Linked DNA regions of Mus musculus: region 2 is linked to region 1. The links are chromatin loops, found by intact Hi-C in ENCODE. Cell type or tissue: gastrocnemius. All regions are shown on one strand. Each heading gives the region's core, and the rest is flanking DNA. Links, peaks and the distances in the headings are about the cores only.

What was found. A loop is a pair of places that touch in the nucleus more often than their neighbours do. Peaks named below come from ENCODE experiments on the same cell type or tissue, not always from the same donor. Only the 100,000 strongest peaks of a DNase experiment are listed, where the experiment ranks them.
Region 2: it touches region 1 in a loop (2.6-fold over the local background); 2 of 42 quality-filtered maps call a loop at or near these places.

Annotation. Positions count from the first base shown.
Region 1 is chr6:83,104,370-83,112,584 of GRCm38, reverse strand. It overlaps Ccdc142 (coiled-coil domain containing 142), which reads right to left. Exons shown (of 9, transcript NM_001081266.1): 6 at 5,418-5,532; 7 at 4,953-5,130; 8 at 4,631-4,830; 9 at 3,464-4,494. The coding sequence ends at 4,208. It overlaps Mrpl53 (mitochondrial ribosomal protein L53), which reads right to left and starts at 3,477. Exons shown (of 3, transcript NM_026744.3): 1 at 3,382-3,477; 2 at 3,159-3,271; 3 at 2,653-3,063. The coding sequence starts at 3,473. The coding sequence ends at 2,912. In gastrocnemius, for the core only: a CTCF peak has its summit at 4,825 (motif pointing left); DNase peaks (open chromatin) are centred at 4,399 and 4,811; H3K4me3 peaks cover 1,211 bases; H3K27ac peaks cover 1,296 bases.
Region 2 is chr6:83,495,917-83,504,131 of GRCm38, reverse strand. Dguok (deoxyguanosine kinase) reads left to right here. Exons shown (of 7, transcript NM_013764.2): 2 at 7,334-7,446. Among named protein-coding and RNA genes, the nearest start is that of Dguok, 6.9 kb to the left of the region's middle. In gastrocnemius, for the core only: a CTCF peak has its summit at 3,465 (motif pointing right); no DNase peak of the experiment used is centred there; H3K4me3 peaks cover 244 bases; H3K27ac peaks cover 1,212 bases.

The DNA of each region.
Region 1 (8,215 bases), core at 3,555-6,054:
TCGAAAGAGCAGTCAGTGCTCTTAACCACTGAGCCATCTTTCCAGCCTGACACCTGCTGTTTTTAACAAAAACTCATTCAATTTTACCAGTGAAGACTTGGGAGCCAGATGCTAGGGTTAAAGCCTGCTAGCTGAGAGACAGAGAAAACACCCAGCAGACCTTCCTCCTCAGCCTAAGTCTCACCGGGAATGACCCTCTCTCACAGTCTCAAGCAATTCTACTTCCTGTGTGTCTATCTGTTCCCCTGACTCTTTCTCTCTATCATTTTTTCTTAATAAGCCCATGTTCACTTCCTGACAACACTTGGGCCTGTGGTTGCTTGCTCTACTTCTTGACCTACAGTTGACTTTAATCTTGTTTACAATAGTTCAGAAAGCTTTTGGATTAAAGGTGTATGCTAAGGCTGAGCCACACCACAACTATTTTCCAGTATTCCAGTATTTTCCAGTAAGTAACACAATCTTGGGGTTCACAGAATGGCCAAATATCCTGCAGCACACACCCCAGGCCTTCAGGGAGATGTCTTTCTTAAAGGATGGCAGCGAGAGAGCCTCTACTACTCATTTAGGCAGGGAAGAATTACAGTATTGCTGGGGAGTGGGGCCCGAGTTATCTGGTAAACTACATAGCTATTCTTAGCTGGGCATTCTTAAGTTCTCTGGCAGTGGCTGTGGGCTTTTTTTTTTTTTTTTTTTTTTTTTTTTTTTTTTTTTTTCTCTCTTCTTGTAATTCAAGGTGAGAAACAAAGGGGCTGGGAAGGTGGCCCAGTGATTTGAGCACTTGCTGGGAAAGCATGAACTGACTTGGGATCCAGCATGCTCACATAAAAGGCCAGGGCGCATCCGCAGCACTGGGGTAAGGAGATAGGGGATTCTGGGTGCTTGCTGGCTAGGTGGGGTAATATATGCCTGTAACCACAGCACTTGGGGGATGGAGATAGGGGATTCTGGGTGCTTGCTGGCTAGGCTAGCTGAAAAGAGTAAGGTCAGGTTCAGTGAGACATTTTATCTGGAAACAAGACAAAACAAAACAATAACAAAAATCCAAAACAGATGGAACATGGTAAAGGAAAATACACAACCTTTGGCTTCCACATTTGCAAACACAGGCATGTGCACCTACATACATATACATACACAAAAAGAAAACAATGATACCGTAACCCAGTGTACACACACACACACATATGCTAGAGTGTCTTTATTTATAAAATATACAGTCATTTATTCAAAACTAAAACTTCTTAAAAGAATACTCTTGTGGCTGTAGTAAGAATGTTGGTTTCTTTAGAAATTCAGTTATGTTTTAGTGCCAGGTGTGGGGTAAGAAGCTGTGTCCCAGCCGGTGATTATGAACTGCCTTGTGCACTAGCAGGGGTGTGATTTTTACCTGCTGCAGAGAGATTAATTCTGGGGACTCTGGAGAGGGCCTGCTGCAGCTGCTGATCCCTCTTGCTGCGGCTGCATTTGCTGGATATTCTGATGATGAAGACTGGACTTGCCCCAAGGAACCCAAGGACCCTAATCAGCAGGAAGTAGCCTATAGAGGTCTATATCCCCTCCCCCTCTAATCTTCTCTCCTACATAATGCTGGGGTGTCAGAAGGGATTAGGGTGAAGAAAGGTTGGAAGGGAGGTAGAGGTATAAAAACTAAAAGTTAAAAAAAAAATAACACATGGCATGCATGGATAACTTTTTTTGTACGACTTTTTTTTCTGATTTTTAATGTGCATTCATTGGTGTCTTGCCTACATGCATGTCTGTGAGAGGGTGTCAGATGCCCTAGAACTGGAGTTACAGTTGTGAACTGCTATGTGAGTACTGGAGATTGAACCCTGGTCATCTGGAAGAGTAGCTAGTGCTCTTAAACACTAAGCTACTCCTCTGGCCTCGAATGGATAACTTTTTATGCCATTTGATCCTCTAAAATGACTTCATGGTCACATTAATGGATGTTAACCAAAAACTATTTCCGGACTGTGGGAAGTAAGCCATTATTACCCATGTGAAGGATGAGATTTCATAGCAGCTAAAATGATAAGGGAAAATGACACCAGGCAGGAGAATAAAAGTGGTACAGGAAATGAGTGAGAATGGAAGGGTCTCGATAAGTAGACCAGGCTGGCCTCCTGAGTAGCCTGGATAGTGTGTGCCAATAGACGGGGCTGGCTCCTCTCTTTCCCCTCAGTGCAGACAGACTGGTTGGATCTACGGAGAAAGGGAAGGGATAGGAGAGGAAACACTACATTTCTAGCCTAGAAGGCTGAGCAGGAAGTCAGAAGAGCCAAGTGACCGTTCCACTTGAAGGAAAGAATGTTGGTGGCATATGGGGGAAATTGGCAGTAGCTAATCATAGAAGATGGGGTTAGAACCAAATAAAAAGGTAGGGTTTAAATCCTGAGTAGTTGAAATTATGACAGAATGGGTGGTTCCATGAGAGTGAATGAAGAGTAGACAACACTACTAAGGAAGATGAGTACTGTAGGCTGAGGGTGGTGGCTGTCTAGAATCCCAGCACTGAGGAGCCTGAAGCAGAAAAATGCTTTCACATTTCTAGGCCACCTTGGTCTTCTTACTAAGTTTCAGGTTAGCTCATGGTAAGACCCTCTCTCAAAATCCAAGTAAACAACCTGAGAAAAATAGCATTCATTTGGCAATAAATATTTAATTAAAATGTACTTGGTTGACAGATCCAAATAAAGTTAAACACTGAGAAAGAAAAATTCCAATTTGTCGGGGCCCTTCACCACCCAAACTTACTTATCTTGCCCCAGAAGCCCTGTTGTTAGTGTTCTTGCTCCGTATCATGAGCTCCATGCAGCATTTTGAGTGATTAAAGCCCAGGTCTTCTCAGACCACTCACTGTCTTTAGATTCAAGCTAACATTTGGTTGTTGGACTCTTCTGCCATATCAGCGGCGGGTACTCGTACCCGGGGCGACCTTGTCTGCGCCCGGTGCAGATGCTGCCGCGGCGTTCCTGTCCCGGATGTGGGAGGCCAAGGCACTTAACATTTCCTGAGTGGTGAGGTGGGCACCGCGCATAATCAGCCGATACCCATCTCCTGGGGGAGATGCAAACCGATGAGTTAGGGACCCTGACTATGCAGGGCTATGGCGGCGATCTGCCCTCGCCCACCCGCGTCCCTACCAGGTTTACCGAACAACACGTCCACGCAGGGCTCAGAGCCGTCGTGCCTCACGTCGGCGATCACAGAGCAGTTGAGGTTGGTGGCGCGGACTTTCTCGCTGCTCACCGTCTGGAGGAAGGTCCTGCGGCCGGAGGGCAGCGTGAGCGCGTCCGGGGGACCAGGGAGCCGGGACGAGGGTGCGCGCGCACGCGTGGGGAACACGGACGCCTCCCACCTCCCCAGAACCCGTACCTCGTGGACTCCACGTTCTTCTCAAACGGGCAGAACTGAACTCGAACCAGCTTGACCGGCCGTAGTCCGAGCCGAGCCAAAGCCGCCGCCATGGTTACCTCCACCCCGGAAGGAGTAGCACTGGGGATCGGTTTATTGGAACGGACCGCTTCCGGCGGCTCCGCGGTACTTCGCGCGGCTGACCTCCGGGGCCACCCGCGAATACTTCAGCCATTAGCAGTGTTCTGTGCCACACAGCATAAGCAGTGAATGTGCAAAATCCCCTTCGCAGGAAAACGTCCTTCAGCCCTCTCCCTCGGGGTCCTGCCTGCGAGATCTAGGTCAGCACCACCCCACATCCTGGCTCCTTCCTTGGAAAGGATGTCACTGCGGGGACTGTCCACCCAGCAGAAGGCAAGCCCTGCCCCTGTAGCAACAGCCAAGGCTTAAATGTCCAGGCCCTACAGCCTAATGACTAGAAACAGAGACGGGGAAGGGGTAAGACTGCCCTCCACGTGTAGAAATGTCTGCTTTGTCTGTGTTTCCTCATGAATCAGTTTTCGCTTTGCTCCTGGGATTCGAGAGAAAGCAAGGTTTGCCTGTCTCCTGAGCGCTAGCCCTGTAGACCCCTTCTAGTTTTAGCTCCAAGATGTCTTCATTGTTTCCGACATCCAGATTTCAGGCTGTAGTTTGCCTATTACTCTGGATTGCAGATCCTAGGATGATCTGGGGGTTCAATTCTGGACTCTAGTTTATGAACATGTTTTATCAAGCACCCAGGTTTAAGCTTCTCTAGCATACAGTTCCTTGTCTGGGGCATGATCTGCAACCCCTGGTCCTAGTCAACTTAGGGTTCAGGACTTGTCCTCAGGCAAGAAAAAAAAGGCAGGTGCCAACGTGGGTGTTGGTGCAGCCTCAGGGCAAGCCAGGCTTGCTGGTTTCCCACCAGGTAAGCCTCAGGACTAGGTCCTGGTCCTCCCCCTCCCCCTCCTCCTCGTCCTCCTCCCCCCAGGGTGCTTAGCAGGTGAGTGTTCTGGGCAGGGGAGACTCCAAGACGAAGAGGGGGTGCCAAGTTTTCCAGGCTGTTGAGGCTGCTGGTGGGCAGTTCAGTGGTCTGGACCTCATAACAGAGACCTGGGAAGGCAGGAGTGGACGGCAGGTTGGTGGGGAATGCTGACGCCAAAGCAATGGTGAGATTGGGTGTGGGTGTTCGAAAGCACCCCTGGAAGGGCTTAGAAAAGCCTGGGGTTGAGGAGTGGTGATAACTCACAGCAACGGGGAGGTCTTCTGTGGACTGGATTCTTGGGCAGGGGTTGCTGCAGGAGACACAGCAGGGCCCCATCTAGCTGCTGGAAGATGCTGAGTGAGAGCAGAGTCTGGCGAAGCTCCTGCGACAGGCCCCACTGCTCTTGTTCCAGAACCTCCCTGACCACTCCGAAGTCTTGCTTGAGCTGCAGCGCCCCCTGCAGGCTAGATGTCCAGGTACAATGTGGCCACCAGACACTTCTGCCTCCCCAGACTGCTCTGCCCAAATGGTCTCCATTTTCCCTGTTTGGCATTCTTCCTCTGCCACTAGCATCTTTCCTTCATACCTGAACCGGATCCCATGGGTGAGGATGTGGTCAAGCCAGGCGCCCAGTGTGGCTGTCAGTGCCTGGCCGAGGGCAGGGGCTTGGGCTTCAGGTGGCAATCCCTGAAGTCCTTGCAACACAGGCTCCAACACAGAGTAGACCACTATCCGAGCGTACTCACTAGGGTCACTGGGAGGTTCTGGAGTGAGACAAGAGAAAAGACAGATGGAGAGACTGCAGAAGTCCAGTGGGCTCCAGAGGGAAGGAAGGGCACAAAGGGTAAGGACAAAGATGTTGACAGTGGTGTGGAGCCACAACTGGGGAGGGCTTGGACCATTTATACCAGGAACCCGAAGGAGAAAGGTGGAAGTGAGAGATTACCAAGACAGTGGGCTGGGGGTTGTAGCTCACTCAGCAAGGCTTGCTCGTCTAGCTTGTGTGAAATCTTGTGTTTCATTTCCAGCACCAGGAAGAAAGAAAAATTACCAGGACACAATCGAAGTCTCCAGTATCGACCCCTCGGCATGTGGAGCTTGAAGCCTTGTGTGGCTTGTTTATGGCATTCTTGGACAAACAGACCCAGTGATTCTTTGGGCAGGAGCTGTATGGGGAGGAAGAAAGTAAGAAGGGCTAGTCTATTAGACTGGGAATGGTGTTTCTCTCTCTGAGGTCTCAGTGTGGGCATCTGTAAAACCCTGATGCCTCACTGTGGGAGCATGGGCATTTTCTAAGGAGGTCTGGACCTAAACCATGCACAGTACCTAGGATTAGAGGTTTCCTTAGTAATCAAAGGCACATGACAAGTCAGGCGTGTTGGGCATGCGGCTAGACTCCCAGCATTTGGAAAGTAGAATCAGAGTATTAGAAGCTCAATGGCCAGGGGATGGAGAGATGGCTCAGTGACTGAATGAATGCTCCTCTAGAGTCTTGAGTTCAATTCCTAGAAACCACATGGTGGGTCATAACCATCTGTAATGAAATCCGATGCCCTCTTCTGATGTGTCTGAAGACTGCTACAGTGTACTTGCATATATAAATCTTTTTTTAAAAAATGGGGTGGGAAGAAGATGGTGATAACAAGGTTGTGTTGTTTAGATTTTTTTGTTTGTTTGTTTTTTTGTTTTTTCCAGACAAGGTTTCTCTGTATAGCCCTGGTTGTCCTGGAACTCACTTTGTAGACCAGGCTGGCCTCAAACTCAGAAATCTGCCTGCCTCTGCCTCCCAAGTGCTGGGATTAAAGGCGTGCGCCACCACGCCCGGCTTTAGATTTTTGGAGAATCTAAAAAAATGGGGCATTTGGCAGAAGTTCTGTGACCTGAGCATAGTGGCACATGCCTGTGACCCCAGGGCTGGGAATGCTGAAGCAGGAGGATGACAAGTTCCATGAGGCCAGCTTGAGCTGACTCTTACATTAGAGTCAAGAAAGGAAAAGGATGGGGGAATAAAAAACAAAAGAAAATGGAAAAAGACGTGGATATATGATCCCCGGAACCTAAGGAAAGGGAGGTTCTGCGGCATGGGGGAGAGGAAGAAACCACTGGGTCCCTGGCACATCAGACATGTGTGTGCCTCTGTTCTCCCTTCTCTCCAGCACAGAATTTCCCCACTCCCATCTGTCTAGCCCAAACTAGCCTTGAAATTTCCATGTAGTCCAGGCTGGCCTCAAACTCAAATCCTGTTTCAGCCTCCTCAGTACTGGGATTAAAGGTATACACTAGCACCCCTGGCCCTGCCTCCAACAATGTAATGCTAACTGGCTACTCTGCCAAGCTCCACACCATTTCCTGACACACACAGTCCTGAATACAAACAGGAGGGGAGAGGGAGGGAGGGAGGACTGGACTCACAAAGAGAGCATATGAGCTTTTGTTCCCCAGGAAGGCTGTCTGGGGAGCCTGCTTCTGCTACTCAGAGGCTGCCCAGCCAGCAGTTAAGCCTCAGGTACTGGTCCTCCTCTGGGCTTCCATAACCATCTATGTGAAGCTCTTCTCATTAGGAGGCTACGCTAGGGCATGATGTTAAAGAGAAAACAGTAAGAATGGAAGAAATCCCAAACAGTTGCTGGACTAGAAGTCTCAGATTCAGGAGACCAAAGGTGGGAGTTCACAGCAGTTAAGATGCTTGGTAAGCAGAGAAGCAGAGCAAAGGGGCAGGGGCCAACCTGAGCTCTGCAGACACACCAGGAGCAGAGGGCCAACCTGAGCTCTGCAGACACACCAGGAGCAGAGGGCCAACCTGAGCTCTGCAGACACACCAGGAGGACAGGGCCAACCTGAGCTCTGCATCCACACTAGGAGCAGAAGGCCAACCTGAGCTCTGCAGACACACCAGGAGGACAGGGCCAACCTGAGCTCTGCAGACACACCAGGAGCAGAGGGCCAACCTGAGCTCTGCATCCACACTAGGAGCAGAGGGCCAACCTGAGCTCTGCAGACACACCAGGAGCAGAGGGCCAACCTGAGCTCTGCAGACATACCAGGAGCAGAGGGCCAACCTGAGCTCTGCAGACACACCAGGAGGACAGGGCCAACCTGAGCTCTGCATCCACACTAGGAGCAGAGGGCCAACCTGAGCTCTGCAGACACACCAGGAGGACAGGGCCAACCTGAGCTCTGCAGACACACCAGGAGGACAGGGCCAACCTGAGCTCTGCAGACACACCAGGACAGGGCCAACCTGAGCTCTGCAGACACACCAGGACAGGGCCAACCTGAGCTCTGCAGACACACCAGGAGGACAGGGCCAACTTGAGCCCTGCAAACACACCAGGAGAACACAAACATAACCTTATATTTTGCAACAGGAAGCAGTGGTGTGCAAAATGGGACAGATAAAGACAGAAGTAATAGCTCTGTCCATAAACCTAGAAGAAAATCATGGGGGACATAGCTTGGTGTCACGGATCTTACCTGGCATACATGAGGCCCTGACATAATCCAGAGAAAGGGCGAGAAGAAACAGCCAACCCAGAGGGGAGTGGAGCTGTTCTGCTGATCTCCCCATTAGAGGGCTTAAAAATACTTTTAACTTCATTCTCTCTCTCTCTCTCTCTCTCTCTCTCGTGTGTGTGTGTGTGTGTGTGTGTGTGCTGGCATGCTCACATATGCAGTGTGTGTGTGTGTGTGCTGGCATGCTCACATATGCAGTGTGTGTGTGTGTGTGTGTGTGTGTGTGTATGTGCTGGCATGCTCACATATGCAGCAGAGACAACTTGCCGTCATTAGTTCTATCTTTACCCCATATGGGTCTGGGGTTGTCAGACTTGGCATTAAGCACCTATAACT
Region 2 (8,215 bases), core at 2,011-4,510, 390 kb before region 1:
GGAAAAGACTGAGGCCCTTGATGTTAAGGCTATTTTTCTTTCTGTGAAAGATTGAAACACATTAGTAGATTTTTTTAAAAAAAATGATCTAGTCAAGAGGGCAAATTAGCTGGGTAGGAGTGTAGTTCTAACACTCATGAAGCAGAGACAGGCAGATTTCTGAGTTTCAGGTCAGCTATGGCTACACAGAGAAACCCTGTCTTTGAAAAAAGAGCGGGGAGAGATAGTGACCAGAGAGAGTTTCTGGAATCTTTTTACAACTGTTATTATATTTATTGGCTCCGTGCACCGTGGCTCCTATACAGAGTACCAGCATTCATCTCTCCCTGCTTCCTTCTTGGGATGCAAAGCTGCCTTACCCTCCTGATGCTGGGAGTTTCCACCAAGATGGACTCAAACTGAGCCAGAAGAAACCCTCCCTCCCAATTGTCTCAGTTGTCAGGTACTTTGCCACCAAGACAAGAAAACTAAGGTAGTGGCAGAACACTGCCTTAGGGAGTTTGCAGAGGAGGATGGCCAGATGCTGGTGAGCCTGTGGATACTGCTTCATCCTGTTGGCAGTAGGTGGCTGCCTGAGCCACTAGAGAGTTGACGTCAGGGTGTGCCGTAACTAGATTCGTGTCTAGAAAGCCACAGGCTACAGTTAAGTGTAAACAAGTGCTTCCTAAAGTGGACACTTTCTATGTCACATGTGTTGCAGTACCCATAATGCTTTGTTTCTAGCTTGTCCAATGGGCAAGTAAATAAATTGGAAAGTTCTAAAGTAAAAAACTAGTTTCCACAGCTGTTGAAGTTGAAGGAGGAGAGATGACACAGGCTTGAATGGAGGGAGAAAGAAGGGACAGTTGAAGGATAGTCAGGAATCGAGATGGCCAGGACTCAGTGACTGCTTGGAGATTAGCAGAGGAGGAGGGTGCTCAGGTTTACAGTTTGCATTCTGACTCAGTAAGCAGGGGATGAAATCAAGGAAGAGATATTCTGGGGAGGTAAAAGGGATACATTTTGTCTGAGAGATCTGCGAGACACATAGAGGAGATCCCGAACTGACTTGACTGGGTACCCAAGTACAGAGAGACTTAAGATGGGACCGAGTCCAGGCATGGAGCTGGTGACAGGTGGGGGTAGGTAAAGCCTTGGAGGTGCTGCAGAGCAACCTGGGAGACTGCATCTGCCTTGGCTCTAGTCCCCAGTTACTTCCCTCAGCACACACTCAGATGGCAGCTCCCACACTGAGTTCCTCATCCTGTGCATCCTGTGTGGGCTGGCAGAGCTTCCTACCCATGACTGTATGCACTTGAGTGTTGCTGACATGTTCAGTACCTTCCCTGGGTCGGAGCCACCAGTGCTCTACTCATCTCTGTGTTGCCCTGCCTTTGTGCTCATGTGACTGCCAGAATCCTGTCCTGGCACATTTATGTGGAAGTTAGTCACTGGCACACAGGAAAGGGAATGGCTTCCGCTGTGATCCTGAAACCAGGCAGTATGGCTGTATGACTGCAGTTCAAAGCTTTTCACCCACAACTGAAAATCCAAACAATAAAGTACCTAGCAGCTCCTTTAGTTCTGTTCATCACTAAGTTGTGTCCCTCACTGCTTCCTGAAGCCCATTACTTTGTGACTACAAACCCCAGTTGAAGTGCAGGTTGCCATATGAGATAGCTGTCAGTGGGTCATCTGACTCCATTCCAGTGTTTCACTTTCACGGACCTACTGTGAGAAGGGGAAACAGTAAGTTCCTCCCATGCTGGAGTCTTGGGTGTAAGGCAGCACAGGGCTCTGCTAAAGGCATATTGATCCTGTATTAGAAAAGTGTCTTATGCACACTGTTGTGTCTTTTCTCTGTGCCAAGCTTTATTTTAAAAAAATGAGCAAAGAACCCTGGTGGGGAACAACCTGTTTCTAATACTGGATCTTGACTTCTCTTGTCTCTGCAAGTCACTTCATTCTTATTCCCCCAGTTCTATTCTTGGTGCCTGGCTAGGCACCCGGCATAGGAAAGGAGAGAGGTGCAGCCTGTCTTCATAGAGCTCGCTCCCAGCCTGCTGCTGAGAGAGCAAACGATTGCAGTCTAACACCTGGGTAAACTAGAGCAGGGAGGGATCACCTCTGCCTAGGGATGGAGTGGAGCTGGACAGACGGCAAGGAGGCTTCAGGGAGTGACAGTGGTCAGGTGAATCAGGACAGCCACAGTGGGGGAGGGGAGCGCCGGCAGGCCCATTCTTGCAGAAAGGCTGAGTTCACCTTATGCTCTGAGCTGTGAGGAACCTTTTTTTTTTTCTTTCTTACAAATAGTTTCCCATGAAAAGAAAGGAAGAAACTAAACAAACTGTATTAAGTTTCTTTCACACTTCTGACTGATTTATTGAGTTTTCTCAGAAGTACTTTCAGGATTAGAACCTTTATGATCCTGGGCTTAGTCTCAAGGTTGCAGAAGGCCCTTGAGGGCAGAACTCAGCCTGCTTCATTGCTTTAGCTACCGTGCCTCTTAGGAGGAGCTCCAAGGGCTTCTCTGCATGAATGGCCGCAGCAGCCGATGCACTCCCTCACATAAGGACTCAGTGTTCTTGGGAAGAATTGTTTTAATATGCCAGGTTTATATTTGCTGCCATTAATTGACTTCAGTTGAATCTTTTCCCCTCACATTTTCCATCTTAGTGAGGAAAAGAAAATGCTGGGCACTTTAATTCTACCTTTAACCCCAGCACTCAGGAACAGAGACAGGCAGATTTCTAAGTTCAAAGCCAGCTTGGTCTACAGGAATAGTTCCAAGACAGCAGGGCTACCCAGAGGAACCACACACACCCCAAAAGGAAAGATAATAGAAAATGCCCAGAGGTAATCATCATATTTTTAAAATCCTGTGAGATGCCAGTATATTACATTTTAGAAAATATGATATCTGCAGCAGTAGGTCTGTTTCTGTCACCACCACATTGCAGTATAGTTAGCTATAACAAGCATGCAGTTTATAGAAAAGTTTGTGCAAAGGAAAAGCCATGGCTTGCAAAGGCAAACAGCTACATCAGGACGGCATCTAGCTTGTGGAATGACTGTCCTAAAGTTTAAAAAACTCACATGTCCTAATAATAGTCCTAATAATAATATACTCTGAGAAAAGTTCTTTCCATATAATCAAACTAGAGTACACCAACAGCCAAGGCTCTAAAGGAAGATTTGATGCACCTTGAGAGGTGGGAAACCAAAGAAAGATAACAGATATAATAACAGGAAGATCTAAGTTATGCTAAGTCCAAGATTTAAAGAAAAAAACTATCTGAAGGGAGGCTGGCTGTAGACATGTGCATTCTTGTCATTAGCAAGCCTCTGTGGCAGTGGAAACCAAACTCCCTGTGAAGCCTCTGAGAACACTTTAAGACTTTTGTCTTTAAAGATTATGTTTTTAATTATGTATGTGCAGGTATGTCTGTGTAGGGCTTCATGCACCTGCATGCAATACCCGCTGAGGCCAGGAGAGGGCGTCCAATTCCCTGGAACTGGAAATACAGACTGTTGTGAGCTGTCCAGTGTAGGTGCTAAGAACTGAACTCAGGTCCTCTGGAATAGTAGCTATCACAACACTGGGAAGTTACACCATCTCTGGATTTTATTTAAATATATAACCTTACATTATTGAAGTGATTATTCCACGTGTGTGTGTGTGTGTGTGTGTGTGTGTGTGTGTGTGTGTGTGTGGTGCCAGTTACAGCTCAGTTCTCATGGCATTTACTCACCTCTATGTGGGTGAGCATCCATTCAGGAAATGCTACCCTAGAATGAATTACTCAGGCTATTCCAGCCCTAGTAAAATGCATAGCGCAGCTCTCAGAACCTTCCATCACTGTTTACTGTCTTTCTGTGCTGACGTTGGCTTCGATTACTATGCTTGCTTTCTAGAATCCTTGGAATTGGTGGGAGCTGTACACAGAAGTGATTGTTCCAGTAATTGGAACTGTAGGTTCCCATTGTATTTGTAAGCACCCCAGGTTGAGTGTGTAACTGGTATCATTCGAATGCTCAGAGTTCTGATGCCCTGAGATGGACTGATACTGCCTGGTGCCAGCTAGGAAGCTGGTGCCCCTAACCTGCAGACCCTTCCAGCTTCCACTTTGAAAGATGCAAGCAGGTCTAATGGTCATCAGAGCACTGCCTTCATCTCTTTGTTTTATTTATTCACTGTTTGGGACAGTCTCACTGTGAAGCTGGGCTATCTTGCAGCACGCTGTGTAGCCCAGCCTGTTGTCCATCTTTCCATAGTTCTGCTCTCCTCTTGACCTCCCAGTTGCAGAGCTTGTAGGCATAGCCACAATGCCTTGCCTTTTCATAGTACTTGAATTAGTTTCCAGGACCTGGCAAGATGGCTCAGTGGGTAAAGGCATTTGCTGCCAAACCCAAGGACGTGAATTTGTCCCCAGAGATTCAATGGTGTAAGGAGAGACACCACTTCTACAAGTTGTCCTCTGTCCTCTGTGTCATGGCACACGGAGTAAATAAATACTATTTTAACTGCTTAAATAACTTTTTACCCTAAGCATAAGAACTGTCTCTCAGACTTACTGAACCTAACCTCTAGGTATTAGCCTCCCAGGCCATATATTTTAAGCTGGGGTATACTCAGCACAAGCAGGTTTGAGAGTTGGTAATTCACCAATGCAGTAGGAATTAGGAGCTAACTAGAGAAGTCACTGACACGTAAGGTGAGATGTCGGATTTGGGAAAGGAAGGACTAAGCCACTGGCCTGGAGCTTTGACGGAAGGGAAGACATTTACTCTCCTCTGTGTGGGAAGCGCAGAGGCAGAGCAAGATGAACAAGCACAAAGTTGGTGGAGGTGGGACAGAAAAGCGTGACTGTGCATAACTGTCCTCCTGTGCTCTGAGAAGTGGGGTGCTGTATGATGAAGGACACAGATTGCTGTGTGGGCTCCTGGCTGGGACGTGGGGCTCCTGAGCTCTCACGCTCTTTCTTGGTTCCATTTGCTTCCCCGCAGAGGGTAGAACTCACTCGAGAAGGAACACTTCTGATAAAGAAGATGGAGCTTTAGAGCTCCTCCGAAGGCATTTTCTTTCTCTCTTTGAACGAGAGGGTCTTAGTACATAGCCTTGGCTGGCCCAGAACTCAGTAGACCAGGTAACCTCCAACTCAGATGCCTGACTCTGCCTTCCTCTCCCAGGTGCTGGGGTCAGAGGCACGAACCACCACGTTCAGACTGGTCTCTTTTTGGAGGGAACTGAAATGAATGTTTTGTTTGTTACTGGGTTTGGTTTTCTGTCCTAGCAAAGCCCCATCCTCGACATAGAGAAACAGTTGTCATTATAGTGATGCAGCTGTATCTAGAACATCAGAGAGAATTAGCTTGCCCAGTTGAGAGGTATCAGTGTCGGCAACAGCTTCACACAAGAGGGCCATGTGAGCAAAGCCTGCAAGGTTGAGTTAGGAGCTGACTAGGTGTGGAGAGGGTTCAGAGGTCCAGTCCATTATCATCAAGGCAGGAACACGGCAGTGACCAGGCAGGCATGGTGCAGGAGGAGCTGAGAGTTCTATATCTTCATGTAAAGGCTGCTAATGGGAGACTGGCTTCCAGGCAGCTAGGACAAGGGTGTTAAAGCGTACACCCACAGTGACACACTTACTTCATCAAGGCCACACCTCCTAATAGTGCCATTCCCTGGCGCAAGCACATACAAACCTTCCCAGTGTCTTACTATGTATCCAAGCTGGCTTCATATTCACTGTCTAGCCACCACTGGCCTCAAATTCATGAACTTCTCCAGCATTCATGAGTGCTGGGGTTGCAGAGGTGTAGCAGTCCTTTCAGGATTTTAAGCTGTGCTTCTCATGCAGTGCAGGTGCAGTGTGGAGGAGGTCCTGAGTGTGGAGGTGCAAACATGGAAAGGACAGACCAGGAACAGTTAGAAGCACAGGCAAAAGGCCTTGAGGCCTCTGGAGGTCTGACAACAGTGGGTGTTACCATCCTCTAGGTCTAGAGGCTGGGACGCTCCACCTGGTGGGTCAGATAGCATTTATTTGGGGAATACACTGACTCTGAGCTGTGCATGGGATGTCCAGAAGGGTCTGCCCACCAGGAGCTTAGGACAGATGGACCAGATGGAGTTGTAAATGGAAATAGATCATCTTAGCCTTGTGGGCTAGGTTGGTTCCACCTCCTTGCTATCACCCCGATTAAGCCACAAATAACTTCTTGCTGTTATGCTGATTTCACTTTGGCCCATTTTTACATAGCTCTTGGCACAGTCTTTAAAAGCTGAGGAGGAGTCAGAGGAATGGGTTCAATTCCCAGCACCCCCACGTCGCCCCACGTCGACTCCCAGTCATCCAGAACCCAGGACCCGGGGGTCTGACACGGGTGGTGCGCGGGTCACAGGCACACAGGCCAAGACACTCGTACACGGAGTAAAACTAAATAGAAAGCTGAGAAGGAATCTCGTCATTTCCCTGCCGAAACCCATCGCTTCTGATGTACCTCTGCCCGAGAGGTCAAATCTGCGAGTCCCTGTGGCGCTGCACGGCACTGCTGTCTGCCTGGCCGCCCCAATATTCACCACTCTTCTCCCGCACTCAGTACTACAGCTGCCAGCTGCTTCTGGGGCTGCGGCCATTCTCGTGCTTGCCTCTCCCTGGCCTAGGTCCATGCTGCTCCACGTGTGGGTTATCTTTCCCCCACCCTCAGCCTGACTGACTGCTCAGGGCTTCCTTTGGGGCTTCCTCAGACATTTCTTCAAAGGAGCTTTTCCCAGCCCCGTGAGCTGCATCTGAAGCATCCCGTGTTTTCCATTCTCAGCACGGCAGGATTTATCAGTAACTCCCCGTGTGCTTGGTTAGCGCCCGCCCTTCACCCAGTCCTCTGAGGATAAAATTCATTCAGTGCTTTATCACTCCCATACACCAGGGCTCGACAATCCCAAACACAAGTTAGCCCTCCATGGCTGTTGGTTAGGTTTGTTGAATGAGTGAGGCTCAAAATTGGTTTTTCCTTCAACTTAGAATTCCTGCAGTCACAGCCTAAGCTTTATAGCCACCTTTTGCCTACTTTTGAAAGTTCTGTTATATTCTCAACAGTTACTCCATACTCTGGGATTGTTGGCTCATTAAAACTGCAGCCTAAATCCTAAGGTCACGTCTGCTCACTGTGCTGTGGTAACTGGTTAGCTGTCCAAGCCTTCACCCAGCCCACAGTGAGTTGTACAGCTGCCAAGTTTTGAAGCTGGAAAAGCTGGCCCTGGCTCCCATGAGATGGGCGGCCGTGGCAGAAGTTACTGGCTGCCTCCCTCACCTGGATTTGGGAAGCATCCCAACATGTGTCATTTGCATTGCAGCTGTGGGCAAATCCACCTTTGTGAAGTTACTCATGAAAACTCACCCGGAGTGGCAGGTGGCGACAGAACCTATAGCAGAGTGGCAGAATATTCAGGCTGCTGGAGCCCAAAAAGTAAGTTTTCAGCTGTGGGGGGTAGTTGGCAGACATGCACGCAGTCTAATTGGAGTAATTTAATTTACTCTGAAGACATGAAGTAGCCCAGCTTGTCTCCTTTTTAAAATAACTTCATTCTAGAAAGCAGGCCACAGAGGATATGACTTGTTTGGATATGTTTAGTTTTGATTTTTGTGGCTTCTGTATGTCTGTGCAAGCGCCTGCCTCCTGTCTTTGTGGTTTCCCAAGCATGCCCAACCATCCAGGCTTTGAAAATGAATGTTGTCATTCCTACCCTTAAGTATTTATATTGTTGTTATTGAAGCTGGCTGGCAGGAGCAATAGTCAACGAGGACATCTTAGATGTGGGAAGGGACCTCACTGAGCATCTGGTCACCCTTTGAGTCAATGCAGAGACAACAGCTCAGGTTTTTAAGGCACATGCTCAGTACCAGGACTCTTCCAAGCTGGACCAACCCCACATGTCTCACTCATACCTCACAGCTCAGCCCCAGTGTCAGGTCTGCTGCTTCTGCCAAGGCCATAGGCTTGGCTTCAAGCCTGACGACGTAAGTGTGAGTGGGGAGGGCTCAGTTGGACGAAAAGCTTAGAGTCGCTGAAGGAGTGGCAGTGTGTGCCGCTGGCCTGGTGAACTGCAGCTACCAGGGGCATGTGTTGAGTGGCTCTAGTCCTGTTTTAGCCACTAATTACTGGTTGGTTCTTCCAAGTGTTGAACCATATTGGACCCTGTGACTTGGACTCACTGGTTCAGGTCCTTCTGCCTCAA